2 separate regions of the Homo sapiens genome follow, and region 2 is linked to region 1. The links are chromatin loops, found by intact Hi-C in ENCODE. Cell type or tissue: PC-9. All regions are shown on one strand.

What was found. Peaks named below come from ENCODE experiments on the same cell type or tissue, not always from the same donor. Only the 100,000 strongest peaks of a DNase experiment are listed, where the experiment ranks them.
Region 2: a loop joins it to region 1, with 7 times the contacts of the local background. A loop is called at or near these places in 9 of 110 quality-filtered maps.

What each region holds. Positions count from the first base shown.
Region 1 is chr6:39,300,783-39,305,782 of GRCh38, forward strand. It overlaps KCNK17 (potassium two pore domain channel subfamily K member 17), which reads right to left. Exons shown (of 5, transcript NM_031460.4): 3 at 3,713-3,873; 4 at 3,175-3,349. Among named protein-coding and RNA genes, the nearest start is that of KCNK17, 11 kb to the right of the region's middle. RefSeq lists silencers at 1,003-1,102, 3,096-3,255 and an enhancer at 2,243-2,542. In PC-9, CTCF peaks have their summits at 1,054, 2,590 (motif pointing left) and 2,794; a DNase peak (open chromatin) is centred at 2,559; H3K4me3 peaks cover 268 bases.
Region 2 is chr6:39,183,389-39,188,388 of GRCh38, forward strand. No RefSeq gene overlaps it. Among named protein-coding and RNA genes, the nearest start is that of KCNK5, 44 kb to the right of the region's middle. In PC-9, no CTCF peak of the experiment used is centred here; DNase peaks (open chromatin) are centred at 1,683, 2,013 and 4,543; H3K4me3 peaks cover 1,185 bases; H3K27ac peaks cover 4,761 bases.

The DNA.
Region 1 (5,000 bases):
CTTATGGCCTCTCGGCTCCAAATGCTCTTCATTTTCCATTTTTCTTGGCCTGGTTACCTTCCCTCATCCTGCAGACCTCAGTTCAGACATCACTCCCTACAGACCACGTTGGGTTCCTCTGTTACACGTGCTGCTTTCATGGCCTATGTGTGTCTGCTGGGAAAGTTACTTCCTCATCTGTAAAATGGAGACAGTAAGAGTCCTCCTCCTATGACTGTTGGGAGGATCACATGGGCTGATGCAGCTCAAGTGCTCAGAATGGTGCCTGGTACATAACAGGTGCCCAAGATCTATAGGTGGTTGCTTGTTTCACTCACCATCGGACACCCCCAACGAAGTTGGTGCTGGGTAAGTATAGCTGAGGGAGGGGACTGATGGGAGCTGCTGTGAGTCTTAGATAAATCTTGCCAAGGATTTGCCCTATCATTTAGTACCCTCCCTGGAGGTCTGTGCTGCCTCCCTCATCAGATTGGAATCATTCAAAGGGTAGAGCTCTCCCCTCCTATTCCTTCGTCATCCTTTTCTGTCTTTGCTCCCTGTACCATGCCTCTGTCTACTCCTCATCCTGTCCTGCTGGCCCCAAGACAGCCTCTCTCTCCAGGTCCCCCAAGGCTGGGCCCCTCTCTAGGACCCCCACATGGGGATGAGGCTGCCACCTGGGAGCTGACCTGTGCTGCCTGGCAGGAGCTGGGATTGGATTAGGCTGATTGGGTTATGGGGCTATGATTCCGCTGATGGTCCTAAATGAGATCAGGCACTGAGCCGGCTCTCTGGCCCTGCCACCCGCCAGCTTGGCTTGCTCCTGGTGACAGAGGGGAGGAGGCGCTCTTCTCCGTTTTTATTTCATTTTTTTAAGCTGAAATCATAAGTGGCAGGAGACCTGGCAGCTGGCAAGGCGCTCAACTGAGCTGCAAATGCAATTGGGAGGCGCCAGGCTATGGGGCTGGGGAGGAGTAGCCGGATGGGACCTGGGGGCGGCTCTGGCCACAGCCTTCAGGCAGAGGAGTGGCTGTGAAGACAGCGCCTCTTGTGGCTGCTGATGCAGGGATGTGAACACCCAGTAGCCAACTGGTGGACCTCAGTATCCCCATCCAAGAAAGGGGTTGTCCCTGTTACTGGAGGACAAGGAGACCTGAGAGGTTTGAGGAATAGGCATGGAAGACTCTGAAACATGGGTGGTGTGAAGGGCCCAGGCTTGGGAGTTTATCCTAGATTTGCCCTGACTTACTTGCTCTATGACCTTATGCAACTCCCTTCCCTCCTCCAGGCCTCAGTGTCTCCATCTGTATAAGGAAGATCCCCTGCAGGTGAAGCAGTTGGGGCTCTTATTGTGGTGACCTGCTACGAGGCACTGCCATGACTGCAGAGGGGCCCAGGAGGTAGCAAGTCTCCATAGATGTGGTGAAGGGAGAAGCTCTGCCAACTGCAGTGGCCGCTGGGCAGGAGTGTTCTTGCCCATCCTTGCCCCAGGCCTGGGCAGTCCCTCTGGGCTTAAAGTTTGGACTAGATCTCCTCAGTCAGATTGTATTGGTAGGAGGGGGGTTACAGAATTTGGACTAGATCTCCTCAGTCAGATTGTATTGGTAGGAGGGGGGTTACAGATTTTGGACTTTATCCTAAAACTATGGGAAAACAATGAAGTTCTTCAGAGGAGCTGGGCAGGTGACATCATAGCCTTTGTAATTTTTAAAGGTCATAAGAGCCAACAGGGGACAAGGAGAGAAGCTGCACAAGTCCCTGGGTGCCATCCTTATTATGCTCTGTGTAAGTAGCAAAACTATAGGATTGTGCAGTGCCCAACCTGTGCAGCTATATGCAACAACCCTGCCTGAACTAGGGAAATGGCAGTGGAAATAGAGAAGAAATGACAGATCTAAGAATCATACTCTGAGCTGCGAGGGTGCAGGTATGGCCCTTGGAGCTACTGGGCTCAGCTGTCCTGGGACATATCTCTCTACTCTGAGGGTAAAGGTGGGAACATGACCCAGTTGGAAGAAATCTTCCCAAGAATTTCCTTCCAGAGCAACAGACCTCCCAGGATGAGGGAGATCCAGAAGGGGGCAGTGTGAGGCCCCAACACCTGACCCCTCTTCCTGGGGACCTTGCAAACAGAGGCTAGAAGGCACTGAGGGGCTCTAGGGATTGCCTCATTTTATAGGCAGGAACACTGAGGCCCAGAGAGGAGACATTTTAGGTGGCCTGGAAACAGTATGAATTTTGGAGTCAAATAGATCAGGATTCACATCTTACTAGCTGTGCAGTCTCAGGCAGATGGCTCAGCCTCTCTGAGCTTCAGCTTCCTCCTCAGTAAAATGGGGGTGACAATTGTTGCTGTAGGTTGCCTGAGGAGTTAGCTGAAACTAACTTCATTCTTCCAGGCTGGGTTCTGTCGCTGAAGAAGTGAAGAAGGGCAAGGCCTCCTCCCCACATTAGGGTCTGGGATCAGAGGGAGTGCATGAAGCCGCTTGAGGCTGGCGCGGTAGTGGTGCCAGCGGCACCTTCAGGGACAGGAAGGGGCGGTGATGAGGCTGAGCTGGGGCGCAGCCACTCCGCCACGGCACAGAATGTCCCTCCACTGCCACCTGCTGGGCATCGGACTCAGCCTGATTATGCAAGGCTGGTGGCTTCTAGGGCCCTTGTCTTGCCTAGGTTGGGTTGTGCCACTGATTAAACCCACCCTGGGTCCACTGACCATGAGGCCCTTTCTTGCTGGCACTCAGAATCTGCCTGCCAACTGTTTTCCCACAGGGCTCTGGGGAGGCTGGGGTTCCAGGAGTCTCCCGGACCCTACTGTCTGATCCCCGGGTACTGTGATCTCCAGCCCCAGAGAAGTGGGACAGATTGGCCTTCCATAGGGAGAGAGTGAAGTGGGGAAGGGAGACCCTGGGGCAAGCATGGACCCCGGAGGGAGGCGGGGACTCCCGTCATGTGGAGAGCTCTAAGCACAATAGGTGGGCCCGCGGACGTGTTGGACCTCTCCGCGTTGGTCAAGAAGGGCCAGAGTGACCTCAGACCCGTCACACAACAAAAGCGGGTAGGACAGTGTCTCCGGATTTTGGGCCCAAAAGCCCCCACATGGCGTGCACACAGCAGGTGCGCCAGCTGCGGGAGCAGATGAGTGAGAGGTATAGGCAGCCGAATGTCCCCGCCAGCCCAACCGCCAGGAACTCTCACCAATCACGTAGTCGCCGAAGCCCACGGTGCTGAGGGTGATGAAGGCGAAGTAGAAGCCCTCTGTGTAGCTCCAGCCCTCCATGTGGGAGAAGAGCAGCGGTGGCAGCAGCAGGAAGAGCAGGAGGCCCGAGAGGAGGGCGCCAGAGCCCGCCAGCCACCGCGCCTTGTCAGGATCCTGTGGGTGCAACATTGTCCCCAGGCCTCCTGAGGCCTTCACCCCATGCGTGGGAGCCGAGGGAGCTGGAGGCAGGCCAGAGCTGTCCCCAGTAAGAAGGGGGCTCTTCACCTGGTCTGTGTTCTCCAGGTTCCCTGCCTGGAGCCTGTGCCTCATGTCCTTCCTGTCTGCCCAGTCCCACCCCATCTCCACCATTAATGCCCTTTTTCACTAAGGACCCTATTCTGAGCAGTGACCCCCAATCCCAACACAACCTCACCAGTAACACTTGCTCCCACCTCTTGTCATTAGTAACCCCAATTCCCACCACAGCCCCTCATTCTAGAAGTGACCCATCCCCACCCCGTCCAGCAGCCCCCTCACCTGCCAGGTGCCCCCCAGCCTGCTGGCCCAGTGGTTTACTCCCTGCTGCATGAGATGCCCCAGTCGGTTGAGCACCACGAGGTTGAGTGGGATCCCCACAAGGGCAAAGAAGATGCAGAAGAGGCGGGCAGCCATCGTGTTGGGGCTCAGGTTGCCATAGCCTGAGGTGAGAGGGGGCACTCAGGGGACATTTCCAGCCCAGCCCTGTCCACTCACCACCACAGCCCCACTCCTGGGCCCAACCCCCAGGGCCCTCATTCTAACCCACTGTAGATGTGGGCAGCTGATACTTACCAAGGCCCTCCTTTTCTGTGCTGGGCACTGTGCAGGGCACCCTGTACATTCATTCCCTCAGTTCACCCTCGAAACCACCCTTCCAAATCAGAATTATGTGCCATATTTTACAGGCTGGAGAAGCTCTAGGAGGCTAAGCTGCATGCATGAGCTCAAACCCACCAAATGTGAGTCTCCTCTTCCTCTCTTCATGTCCTCCCTCTCTGGATGGGCAGATGGATGCTGGAGGGGGCAGAGCCTCCAGCTGTTGCACTCTTAGGATCTACTGCACCATTCAGGCTGAGGCCATGCTGTCTCCACACTGCTCCCAGCCATGCTTGGGCACAGTGGGGCACTGAAGCTGGCCATCCCTGCCCAGTGTGGCACTCCTCTTTCAACCTTTGCTCTGGGATCCCCATGGCCTGGCCCAGACTTTCTGACAGCTGCAATGCAGAGAGCAGCTCTTCCCACACCAGTCTCCTTCCTTCCCTCTCTCCTTTCATAGGTATCAGGCCTGCTTGCAGTCTGAGGCTTTTGACATTAATTCCTGCTCCTTCTCTTTTATCCTTCAAAGGCTCCCCTCAATATATCTCTTGCGCATCTAATTCTGTCTTGATATCTGATTCCTGGAGGACCCAAACTAGCACAACGGGGCTCCCTCATAAAGCTCAGTGGGAGGGAGGGACAGACAGTAAGTCATCAGCTGCCTAGGGGAGGAGGTAGAAGTTGGGGGGGTGGTCTCTGATCCTCAAGATAGGGAGAGGGGAAGCTAGGGGAGGAAAAGATGTTCATAAAAGATTCTATCCATCTGGACATTCTTTTCTCCTCCAGCTCTGCCTCCACCCTTCTTGATCACCACCACTGTCTTGTCTTATTAAAATGCAAAACTGATTAGATCATCATTGAGGTTATAACCCTTCTTCAGTCTCCTGTCTGCTGGGGAAAGTCCAAGCTCTTGCCCAGCCTTTCTCTGAGACTCGTCTGGTGCCCCCGCTTCCCCAGCTCTAGCCACATT
Region 2 (5,000 bases), 120 kb before region 1:
ACTGGGTAATAACACTGTTGTGGGATTACGTGAGATCATATGCATAAAGTATCCTGGGCAGTGCCTATAAGCATCCTGTCAATGATGGATATGGCCATTAAGGTCGTGCAGCTGGATAGTAGCAGAACCCAGGCTCTTTAAACATAGCAGGGAGAACTAGAGACCCTAAAGTAGAATGGGCTTTGATATCTGGAAGGTACGAACTTTGATGTTGCATAAGGAAAAGAGCCCCGGGTGAAGAGTTAGAAGACCCAGTGACAGTTGGTCTCAGCTCTGCCAATTATTGTGTTCGAGGGCAAAGAGTTTTAGCCTCCAGGTAGGAGATACTATTTGTGCCAGGTGGCCCAATCCCTCAGCCCACTTGGCATTTCACCGCTGCTGTAGTGCCACCTCAGGGTGCCCAGGTGTCTCTCTACCTTTCTACCTCCAAGCTTTCTCCAAAGCCCGGCAAAGGTCACATAGCTCAGGGCAAGCCCAGCCAGTGTTCCAATTATCTATTGCTGTGTAACAAACCACTCCCAGGCTTTCAGGATTATGAAAACAATCATTTATTTTGCTCATGATTCTGCAATCTGCGGGCTGGCTGGGCTCCACTCTGTATGGCATCAGCTGGGCCTGCAGTGTTCAAGATGGAATCTCAGTGGGGCCAATTCTCTCTCCATGTGCCATCTCCATGGGCGAGTTTGGGCTTCTTCACAGTGTGGGTCTCAAGGTACTTGGATTTCTTACATTGCAGCTGGCTTCCGCCAGAGCACCAAAGTGGAAGCTGCCAGGCCTTAACATGTGGGTTCGGCCAGGTGCAGTGGCTCACACCTGTAATCCCAATACTTTGGGAGGCCAAGGTGGGTGGATCATGAGGTCATGAGGTCAGGAGATCAAGAGCATCCTGGCTAACATGGTGAAACCCCGTCTCTACTAAAAATACAAAAATTAGCTGGGCATGGTGGTGGGTGCCTGTAGTCCCAGCTACTCGGGAGGCTGAGGCAGAATGGTGTGAACCCGGGAGGCGGAGCTTGCAGTGAGCCGAGATCGTGCCATTGCACAACAGCCTGGGCACTCCAGCCTGGGCAAAAAACAAACAAAAAAACAAAACACACACACACACCCACACACACACACACGGGTTCAGAAATCACAGGAATCACTGCCATATTCCATTGACTAAAACAGTCCTGGGGGCAGCCCACATTCAAAGGGAATAGACTCTGCTTCCTGTTGGGGAGTGGCCAGTTCATTTTGCAGATGAGAATGTGAGTGGGGAGATATTGTCGCAGTCATCTTTTGATAATACCGCCTGTTGCATCCACATGTATGAAAGGAGGGTGGGGATGAATTTCCCTGGGGCCATCCTTAACCAACAAGGGTGGAATTGGTGGATAAATGGTCCCTGTCCTTCAGATGGACAAATCTGAGGTGTATTCTACAGGTTTTTCAGGGGAGGTCTAGTGGGATTAAGCCCCAGTTGCCCACAGTTGAAACAGCTCTAAAATGAACATGTATGACCTTTTCCTCTTTCCCCATGTTTACCTCTACATCCCTTTCTGCTACTTCTTCTGACCATCTCCCAGTTCTAGCCTTAGGCCTTGTTTTCCTGGAAAATCAAACCAAAACATTTATTACCTCATTTGGAAAAGGCCCTTAAATTGAGGCCTGTAAAATATTGCACCTGGCTCCCTGCTGTTGCGTAATCCCACCCAGGAATGGGTGTGAAAGGGCTTTATGAACTGAGAGGCTGGGCCCGGTGTGCAGGGTTGCTGGGAGCAGAGGTAATCCTGAGGGAACCGTGGGGACTGGGGAGCTGCTGGGTTGGGAGGCCCAGCTCCCGGAATCACCTGGGAACAGTAAGAGGTGAAGATGGGGAGATGGGGCAAGTGGAAAAGGGGGTGCCAATGACAGTGCTCCCTGGGGTGGGGAGAAATAAGGTGTGCTTTATTCCAGTACTGCCCTGCAGATTCAAGTGACTTGGCACAAGATAAGGTGACTCACCAGGCCAACTCAGCCTGCCACAAGGGCCCTCAAGATCATCCACCTGGCCTTGTGGGGACTCGCCCTTCTGGAACAAGCCTTGCCCCCTGATTTGGCCTCTGCCCCAGGAAGAGAGGGACTGAATTACCAGTAGGAGGGGCCAGGCCTCTAGTTCATTTACCCTCCATTTAGTAAACATGGAAAAGCTGGGCCCCTCTCCACACTGGGCTCCCAGGAATCTGAAGGTGGACAAGCTACTCCCTGTGCCCTTTAGCGGCTCCCAGTCAGGGGAGGAGGCATAAGACCAGGAGGCAGGGAGCTGGAACAACATCAGAACAGCTCGGTGGGAGAGAGGCAGCTTACTGAGGAAGGGGCTCTGGAACACAGAGGAGGAGCACCTGGCCCAGAATCCGGGAGGGCTACAGGTAATTGTGGAAGTCTTCCCAGAGAAGGTGATATCCATATCTAATCCCACTAGGTCTCAGGACTTACCCAGGAGAGAGAGAGGAAGGGCATCAGGGCAGAGGAAACAGCAACGGCAAAGTGGCTGGAGCCCAGAGAGGTGGGAAAGGAGAGGAGGCTGAAGAGAGAGGTGGGGCGGGGGGGAGGGGGTGGAAGAGCAATGGGGAGCCCCTGAGGAGTTTAAAACAGAAAAGAAATGGGTCAGGTTTGAGTTTAGGTTGCTGGCTACAGTAATGGCCAGGTAGAAAGGGAGTCAGTATTAGAGGCAGGGAGACCAGCAGATGGGGCTCATTCATTCATTCAACAAATATCTGTGGACCCCCTACCAGGTGCCAGGCCCTACGCTGTTGTGGGAGATCCAGGTGAGGGGCCAGGTGGCCTGGACCCTGGTGATGGGGCCATGATGGATAGACGGGACAGAGATCTTAGGGAGGGGTTTTCACTGTGAAATACATCCTGACAATTCACGAGTTGTCATTGGTTCCTGGACCAGTTGTGCATGAATTTGGAAACCGGGAACCTGTTATTTCAAGAATGGAGAGATGAATGGCAGAGCTGAGACCAAACCTCAGGGGCCTCATTTCTGGAGGCCCCACCCAGAGCTGTGCAGCCCAGCTTGCCTGTCCCTCCCCACCACTCTACCCCAGACTTATGAGAGCTTCAGATGCAATGGTGGCTGCTGATTACCTTGCCTGGCTCTTTCCAGTCAGGAGGTGAAACCCAAACATCCTGGTTTCTCTTCATCACCTCTGGCAGGGAGCTAAATGTCTCCTCCAGGATCATGCAGGAGATAAGAAGCCCAGCTGGGACCCTGAGGGTCTTTCTGTGCTCTCCTCCTTGTCAGATTAGACTCCTTGAAGGGAGACGCTGTCTCTCACCTCCATCAGACTCTGGGTTCTCTGAAGATGTCTCCCCTGTCAGATCAGAAACTTAGAGGGTAGAATGAGGAATGAGAATGCAAGTCAGGGAAGCTGCTTTGCTGCCAGTTAATAGTTGTTTCAGCTTGGAAAAAATCCTATATTTGCCTCAATTTCCTCATTGTAAAATGAGGATAATGATACATAGGTGCTCAGTAAACATTAGTGGAACAAATAATGGAGAGCCCAGGTGGTGCTGGTGGAGAGCAGGTGCTGGTTTACTAGGACAGCGGAGAAGCCTGCTGGGAATGGAGCCCTGGGGCCTATGAAAGGAGGAGTGCTGCCTCCACGAGGACCCCAGCAAGTCGCCAGATCTCACCAATCCAATTATCTCTGCCTTGCATTAGAAATACAGCAATGACGGCCGGGCACGGTGGCTCACGCCTGTAATCCCAGCACTTTGGGAGGCCGAGGTGGGCGGATCACCTGAGGTCAGGTGTTCAAGACTAGCCTGGCTAACATAGTGAAACCCTGTCTCTATTGAAAAATACAAAATTTAGCTGGGCGTGGTGGCTCACACTTGTAGTCCCAGCTACTCGGGAGCTAAGGCAGGAGAATCACTTGAACCGGGAGGTGGAGGTTGCAGTGAGCTGAGATCATGCCACTGCACTCCAGCCTGGGGAAGAGTGAAACTCGGTCTCAAAAAACAACAACAAAACATCAATGACTTCAACAGAAGGATTTCCCTGCTAGTGTTATCTCCAGTGACTTCCCACCCATCTGCCACTCCTCCGCCACTCGCCAGCCTCCTCCACCGGCCCCACTCCCATCCACCCTATAGCTCCCCGGACTGTGATGGAATGTTCCCCATGCCTCCACATGGTACCCCTCCCCTGCTCATGACCCCTGGGGAACTTGAGGCCTCCTGGGCCCCACCCTTTGCTCTAGCTGCTGCCCTACCTCCCATCTCTTACTCAGAAAGCTCCAGACTAACCCTGGCCACAGTGACCCAAGGCCACACCTCCACCCAATCTTGGGTCTGTGCTTTATCATCTGTGAACACAGTTCTGCAAAACTGTGCCTCAGTCCAGCTGGGTGCCCTTAGGAAGTCATGCTCCCCAAGCTCTCGTCTCAACTGTAGATGGGCCAAATAACCTGGGCTATGTTTGTCAATGGGGTTTGTGAACAGGCCAAGTGCTGAATAAAGGTGGGGCTTACAGTGTTATGGAACTGTTATTGCCTTGAGGCTGAATGTGATTAAAGCAAAACCGGAGAACCTTGGACCTGTGTGTGATGGCAGGAGAGGGGTCGGGGGGAGCAGAAAGAGGGCAAGAGGGAGTGATGTTGGCAGAGGGAGGGATGGTGTCGTTGCAGAATTGGCTGGTAAATACATATAATCCTTTGTAAACACATCCATGCCCTCATGAAAAATGTGGTTCACTCCGGAAATCATACTTTTTTTTTTTTTTCCAATGAACTCAGAAATCATCCTTTCTGGTGCTGAGCCCTGAAATGGTCATAGAAGGGGCCAGTCCCCAAACAGCTGAAGCCTGACAAAGCCTCCCTTTAGACAGATGGAGACAGATGCCCGGCTGAGCCTGGCTCCATTCTTCCTTCACATTCTTTCCAGTCCACAGTGCCCACGCTCAGGCTCTACATTTCCTGCCCACCCCTTGAGTTGAGAAGGCTTGAGCTTCGCTCAAGTTCTCTGGTCCA